2 separate regions of the Mus musculus genome follow, and region 1 is linked to region 2. The links are chromatin contacts, found by Hi-C or POLR2A ChIA-PET in ENCODE. All regions are on one chromosome and are shown on one strand. Each heading gives the region's core, a stretch centred on a gene start or an enhancer-like site at or near the end of the contact. The rest is flanking DNA. Distances are from core to core; before and after follow the strand shown. Region 1 has its middle 14 kb from the start of Gm35333. Region 2 holds the start of Gas1 (growth arrest specific 1).

What was found. A loop is a pair of places that touch in the nucleus more often than their neighbours do. ChIA-PET counts read pairs that join two places held with the same protein, here RNA polymerase II (POLR2A).
Region 1: a loop to region 2 is called in a map of gastrocnemius, with 2.4 times the contacts of the local background. The contact joins the enhancer-like site here to the promoter of Gas1 in region 2. A Hi-C loop is called at or near these places in 1 of 37 maps with a recorded cell type or tissue (gastrocnemius). POLR2A ChIA-PET finds 5 or more read pairs at or near these places in 1 of 5 experiments (Patski).

Annotation. Positions count from the first base shown.
Region 1 is chr13:60,418,588-60,422,004 of GRCm38, forward strand. No RefSeq gene overlaps it. Among named protein-coding and RNA genes, the nearest start is that of Gm35333, 14 kb to the right of the region's middle. Within about 2 kb of position 2,016, at least 1 of the 3 ENCODE cell types and tissues checked has a DNase peak (open chromatin) inside an H3K27ac peak, as active enhancers do; it is gastrocnemius, where a contact is called at or near this core.
Region 2 is chr13:60,176,269-60,179,562 of GRCm38, forward strand. Gas1 (growth arrest specific 1) reads right to left here and starts at 1,267. Exons shown (of 1, transcript NM_008086.2): 1 at 1-1,267. The coding sequence starts at 673.

The sequences.
Region 1 (3,417 bases), core at 766-3,265, 240 kb after region 2:
CAAAAACAAAAACAAAACAAAAAAAGACATTTACCATATTTAAGCAAAAACATTTCAAGGGAACACTCCAAAAATACAATACGGGACAGCCGGACTCTGAGCACTAGGGAATAAAAGAAACTCTACCACTGCTGTCACTGATATTACCCTTAGAGTTGCCAAGTGTTCCCCCACATACCACCCATCTCTTTACCCTCTGAGCCACAAGCAATGTGAGGATATGAACCCCCGTTGAAGGGACACACACTAGAAGTGATACCCATAGCGGCCTATGCTGGGAACTAGCCATTTCTTCTCTCCTGTGTGCTTCGAGATGACATGTAGACCTGCCTCAGTTTTGCCCAGGAAGTGGGTGTGGCTGTTGACATGGGGCAACCCTAGACAGTGGCTGATGGCTTACACAGCAGCATGGTGTGTATGGAAGCAGAGGAGAGGGCACATGGTCTATCACACCACCCCAAGTCTCAATAAGCTCTGAACACAGTGTGTCCCCCGTATTCATTATGTCTGATTGTGAACCAGTATTCGAGGTTTAAAGACATAATTAAAACACAGCAAACGCCTGTTGTGGGCAGATTGGTGTAGATCCAGCCTGTGTGTACTTGAGATGAGTCTAGAATTCTGTGAGGCTGACATCACGTCCTGTTTTAAAAAGTAAGAAGACTCCAACTCAGAAAGGCCAAGCAGCCTGCTTGAGGACACACAGTTGATAAGATCAGCTCTGCTCAGCACTTGGCACAGCCACACAGAGACACCCCAGGGCCAACTGAGGAAGGCACAAGTGTCTCAGAAGGAAAGAAGATGAAGCTGAATCCTTAAAGCCAGAGAGGGGTGACCTCCTAGCCCCAGGCTTCCAATAAATGCCATAGTTTTCCTTTTCTCTTATCTCACAGTCTGTCTTCAGGAACAGTGGAATTCTAATTATTTACATAAACTATTCGGGCCATGGGTGCAACAAATGGGTTTGTATTGACTAGGTTTATGGGGGGGAAAAGGAAGCAAACAAGGATGTAAAGTTCTAAAAGGAGTCATTTCCAAAAGTTTCTCCTGATGCTACCATTGTGCATCTGTGCGCATGTGCAGGCAGGTGCATGTGTGCATGCGCACAAATACCAGCCAGACACAGGTGTCTTTATCTATCATACTTTACCTTGTCCAGTGAATCCGGAGCTCTCTGATTTGGCTCGACAGCAAACCCCAGCAGTCTCATCTCCCTCTCTTCACTGCAGGATCAAAGGCGTATGCTACTCCCCGCGCCCCCCCCCACTTTTTAACATTGGTGTTGAGAATCCTAACTCAGTTCCCCAGGTTTGCAAAGCGAGCACTCTGCCCCAGCCATCTTGCCCATCTTCCTCACCCACTGATCCTCATATATTTTCTTTCAGATATATTTCTACTATTTTAAATTAAGTGTGCAGATGCCTGCAGAGGCCAGAGGTGATGGACTCCAGAGATGGAGTTATGGGTAATGGTTAGCTACCTGACCTGGGTACTAGAAACTGGAACTCAGATCCTCTTTAAAAGCCGGAAGTATTGCTAAGCCACCTCTCTGACCTCAGTTCTTGTTGCTGAAGAAACCTGTGGTGACAAAGGGGGGACAAAAAGACAATTCTGAAAACTGTATTTTAGGATTCGTTGATTTGGAATCTACGCGATACAGTAGCTCTCTTATATAAGAACTGAAAACTCCTGAACAAAACTTTCAATTTTATGTCTTTCATATTACATTTATTTCTTATGTATGGCCCTCAGTATTAAATGACACGTTTCCCCTAAGGGAAAGGTCCCCCTCATTCCTTACATCTGGGGAGGACAGCAGAGCAAGCCTAGCCTTCAGAGGGCCATGCTGGCACCGGATGTGACCCACAAACATGAGAACAGAGAGAGAAAGGAAAGGGCAGCCTGTGCCCTCTGCCTCTCTCCACACTGGCTCAGCATGTGTGCGTCTTTCTTGTCCCCACTTGGCAAGAAGGAAGATCTCGGACAAACAAGAGACTGAAAGAAGGAGGCCGGCCCTTCTTTTCTTAGCAGCATATTGCTAAGCGCAGTGTACAATGCACACCCAGCCAGCGACCATGCCTGACCCTCCTCGCCACAAGCCTCCTTGACAACACTGACCTGCTGTGCACATTATCTCTGCTCTTTGTGGCTTTGGGGGTCAGAACCCTGTTCCTGGATGAGACCCAGGATAGGAAGGAAGAGGAAACAAAAATGTTCTTTTTTTTTTCAATGAAGTGGTCTGATTACACACAGTGACAATCCCTAAGCCACCCCACAACTGTATGCCCACCCCCAAGCTGCAAGTTTGCAAAAACCACAGAAGGTCCTCAGTGCTTTCTGACTCCAGGTCACCTCAGCCCAGTGCAGGTGACAAGTATGAGTTCTGTACCCTCCCAAGGGGTGGCTCCTGGCTCACCATCTGTGAGCTGTGTGACTTCAGACACTCCCCTCCTTGAGCCTGCATTCTAGGGATCTTGCTCTATACACTGGGTGACCAGAGGTGAAGCTGCTGATGTCCTAATTCATGCAAGTTCCTCAGAGCCTCTTAGCTCCTTCCCTGCTCTGATACTCCACTGTGCTCACTGGGGTCAGCATGGTTACTCTTCTGTTTCTCCCACAGATCTGTCCCCTCTGAAAGATCCAAGAGCTTCTGAAATTGGCAACTCCACTCTAACCATGCCTCCTGTTTGCCCCTGTAAACCTGACCTCTGCAGAGTCCTCTGTAAACGGTCAGAGCTCCCACCCTGAGTATCTCCAAAATGATTGACAGTTTCTGAGTCACTTGGTTCATTTTGTTTTTGAAAACCCATTCACACTCAGTATCTCTGACCTAGAAGTGACTGTGTTATCTCACTTTGCTGGGACTTTTCCAGTTTTAGCATAAAACTCCCGTTCCAGCACAGTCCAGAATAAAGCATCATAGTATAATAGTCCTGGGAACCGGGCCAGTAGCTGCTTCATTCACTTCCATATCACTGCAAGAGTGAAAGCAGGAGCCCAGAACTTTTGTAGAATGAAGAAGAGAGTGTGTGATGGTTTGTATATGCTTAGCCCAGGGAGTGGCACTATTAGGAGGTGTGGCCCTGTTGGAGTAGGAGTGGCCTTGTTGGAGTAAGTATGGACTTGTTGAAGTAGGTGTTGCCTTGTTGGAGTGGGTGTATCACTGTGGGCATGGGCTTTAAGACCCTCATCCTAGCCACCTGGAAGTCAGTCTTCCACTAGCAGTCTTCAGATGAAGATGTAGAACTCTCAGCTCTTCTTACATCATGCCTGCCTGGATGCTACTATGCTCCCACCTTGATAATAGACTGAACTTCTGAACCTGTAAATGTTCAGCCCCAATTAAATGTTGCCCTTATAAGAGCTGTCTTGGTCATGGTGTCTGTTCACAGCAGTAAAACCCTAACTAAAACAGAG
Region 2 (3,294 bases), core at 17-2,516:
CCAGGTAGCGGCTGAGCGCCAGGTTGCAGCGGCTGTCCCGGTCGCAGCGCCGCCGGGCCTCAGTGCAGCCCATGACCGAGCCCGCTCCCGCGCCCGGGCCCACGCTGCTGGTGCGCGGCAGACAGGGCTCGATGGCGCGCTTGGTGGACCTGCAGTGTTCGTCCTGCGCGCAGTCGCAGTCCTCCAGCGCGGGCCCGCGGCGCGTGTGGTTGAGCTGGATAAGCGCCGAGATGCAGTGGCTCGGGCAGCGCCAGCGCGGCGAGGACGCGGCCGAGGCGGGGAAGGCGCCGGCGGGCCCCGGAGCATCAGCCCCGCCGCGCTGCGCTAGCACCGGCGCACAAGCCTCGGCGTACTGGCTGTAGGCGTAGCTGCAGTCGGGCTCGCCCTGACACTGCAGCAGCGCCTGCCAGCAGATGAGGCGGCGGCCGTGCGCTAGCCCCGAGCCCCGCGGTGCCGAGCACAGCAGCTGCAGCAGCGCCATCAGGCACAGCAAGGCGCCCGGCAAGGTCCCCGTGCGGGCCCCGGCGCCGCCCAGCAGCGCGGCTAGCATCGCGGGCAGCAGCGGCCGCCGGACGCGGTGCGGAGCGGAGACGAGGCTCGGGTGGCGGCCGCGGGGCCGCTGGAAAAGTTTGTCCGAGTTCCGCGCACTTCTGGCATGGGCGTCCTCATCCATCCATGCCGGCGGCCCCGCGGCTGGTAAAGGCGGGTGTTCGCTCCGGCACCGCGGCCGGGGCTCCCTGAGAAGCGCGGCGACGCAGGTCCGGGTCCGGTAGACGGTTGGAGGCGCTCAGTGCCGTTCCGGGGGGACGCGGCGAAGCTGCAGGAGCGCGCGGCGCCGGGGGTGCATGGTGCTAGGCGCCTGCAGACAGTCGTGCGGCCGGCGGCTCCTCGGTTCCCGGCTCAGCGGCGCGTAGCACTTCGCAGCTCTGGCATCCCGCCTTCCCGCGGCCAGGACGCTTGGTCCCCTCCCCCTCTACCCCGGTCTGGGCCGCGCTCCGGGAAGTTCTGGGCGCCAGGCGCAGGGAGGACCCCGAAACTCGGAGCGTTTCTCTGCTCCGAGACCCGGAGCTTGGGGAGCGGATCCGCGGAGCCCGGCTGCGGACTAGCTCGCCGCGAGGCTTTAAATACAAAAGTGGGCCGGGAGCCCCCGTGTGGTGCCGCGGCGCCCCCTCATTATGCATGCATAGAAAAGCAAACAAACAAAAACATTAGCAACGCTCCTCCGGCTCGCCGAGCCCTGGCCCCGCGCGCTCCAGGCTTGCCCGCTTTCTCCTTTCTCCACTCTCCGGCGCCCTTTGCTCGGCCCCCTTCCCCGGCTTTGCGAGCTGCTATTGGTCCAGCCTGTTGTTGTTGAAACTTTTTTTTTTTTTTCCGAGCCGCTGGAGTGGGGCTGCAGAGTGGGGGAGGGCGGTGGGCAGCTCACATTCAGGCATTCAGGGCTTGAAAGGAACGGCTTAGGGAGCCTGACACAGGCCCAGCTCCTCCCACTCTTCAGGAGGCTGGGATACCGAACCCCAGCTCGCGCACAGAGCCAGCGGGCAGGGCTTAGGGCCAGCTGCCTGCATCCGGCTCAGCCACCGGCCTTTTTGTTCCCTTCCTCCGCCCCCTTTTTGTTTGGGTGGGGGGACACTTTTATTAATTCTTACTGATCCCCCATCTTTGCATCCGAGAAAGTTCGAAAGTCACTTTAATTTTCAGGCTCCTCATCTCTGAGTTCTGATCACCTCGGGGGGTATAGCGAAGGCAGGGAGTTTTGAGAATTCATTGTAAGACTTTAAAAACTTAGACACAGATTGCGCGCGCGGGCACACACGGGTTCTCTCTCTCTCTCTCTGTCTCTGTCTCTGTCTGTCTCTCTCTGTCTCTCTCTCTGTCTGTCTCTCTCTCTGTCTCTCTCTGTCTGTCTCTCTCTCTGTCTCTCTCTCTCTCTCTCTCTCTCTCTCTCTCTCTCTCTCTCTCTCTCTCTCTCTCTCACACACACACACACACACCGAGCCACCATCACAACCACGACCTCTACCACCACCACAAGAAGGACACTTTCCACCAGCTTTCAGTCCCCCTTTCCGGCAGGTAAGGCCCTCGCACTGGACATCGTTTTCAAACTAAGAAATCCAAAGAACTGAAACTATTTCTTTACTCACGATTTTTTTTTTTAAATACGAACGGCAATGACAAATCTTAGCATTAAAAACCCTGGGAATGCTGAGCGCTACCACCTGGCTGCAGTTACAGCACAGAGGACGAGGGTAAATTGACCCGCTACGTGCTTTAAACTGCACGTTTCAGTTCCTCGCTGTGTTTAAAGCAAAAGCCACCAGCAGAGCGGGCTTTGCAGTCAGAGCAGGACTCTCTCAAGCGACCTTAACTGTGGCGCAATGCAGCTTTTGGCCACTAGAGGCACCGCGAGTCTGTGGCCTGTCAAAAACTGGCTCCTTCCTCTCCCCTTTCCATGGTGAGACTATCAACTCAGTCTGTCACAAAATTTAAGGCTAAATCGCTGCTGAAGCAAAGGAAGCCCCAGCTGCAGTGCGTTCAGAAAGTGGACTGTCCACCTCTCCAAAGAGTTAAAGAGTTTGAAAGGGCGAGAGTGAGGGCCTGACGGATTAACCTGGCTTTTGGGAAAAGCTGGCTGCCTAGGCTGAGGAAGCTGTCTCTGAAACCTCACAGGATGAGAGAGGCAGACTGAGCTGTGTGAAGCCACCGTGCTCCTACCCTAACCCTAATTCATGGTTAGGACCATGAATTTAGTAATAGAAAACAAACGCAAATCTATCCTTAAAAACTAGCCAGATGTGGTACAGCAAGCCTGTTTATCCCAGGCAGAAGCGGGAGGATCGCTGCAAGTTTAAGGACAGCTAGTTAGATCCTGAGAGCTCCAGGCCACTTGCTTTGAGGTCAGATTGCTCACTTGCTAAGGTCCTTTTTTATCCTTAACAATCTGTGATCCTGAGCTCCTAAGAAGAAAGCCAGCCCTGGGATGCATCTTCTGGCTTCTTTAGAGAGCTCTCAAGACACCCTGCAGGAGAATCATCTGGAGACCTTGTGTTCATATCTGGATTCCTAACTCTTTGAATCTCTGACAGCTAAAACCCTGGAGGGCCTGAAAGTCTGCATTTCCAACAAGATTTAAGGCGGTGTGTGTGTGTGTGTGTGTGTGTGTGTGTGTGCGTGCGTGTGTGTGCGTGTGTGTGTGTGCGCGCGCGCGCGTGTGTGTGTGTGCGTGTGCGTGTGTGTGCATGTGCGTGCGTGCGCGTGTGCGTGTGCGCGCGTGCGTGTGTGCGTGCGTGCGTG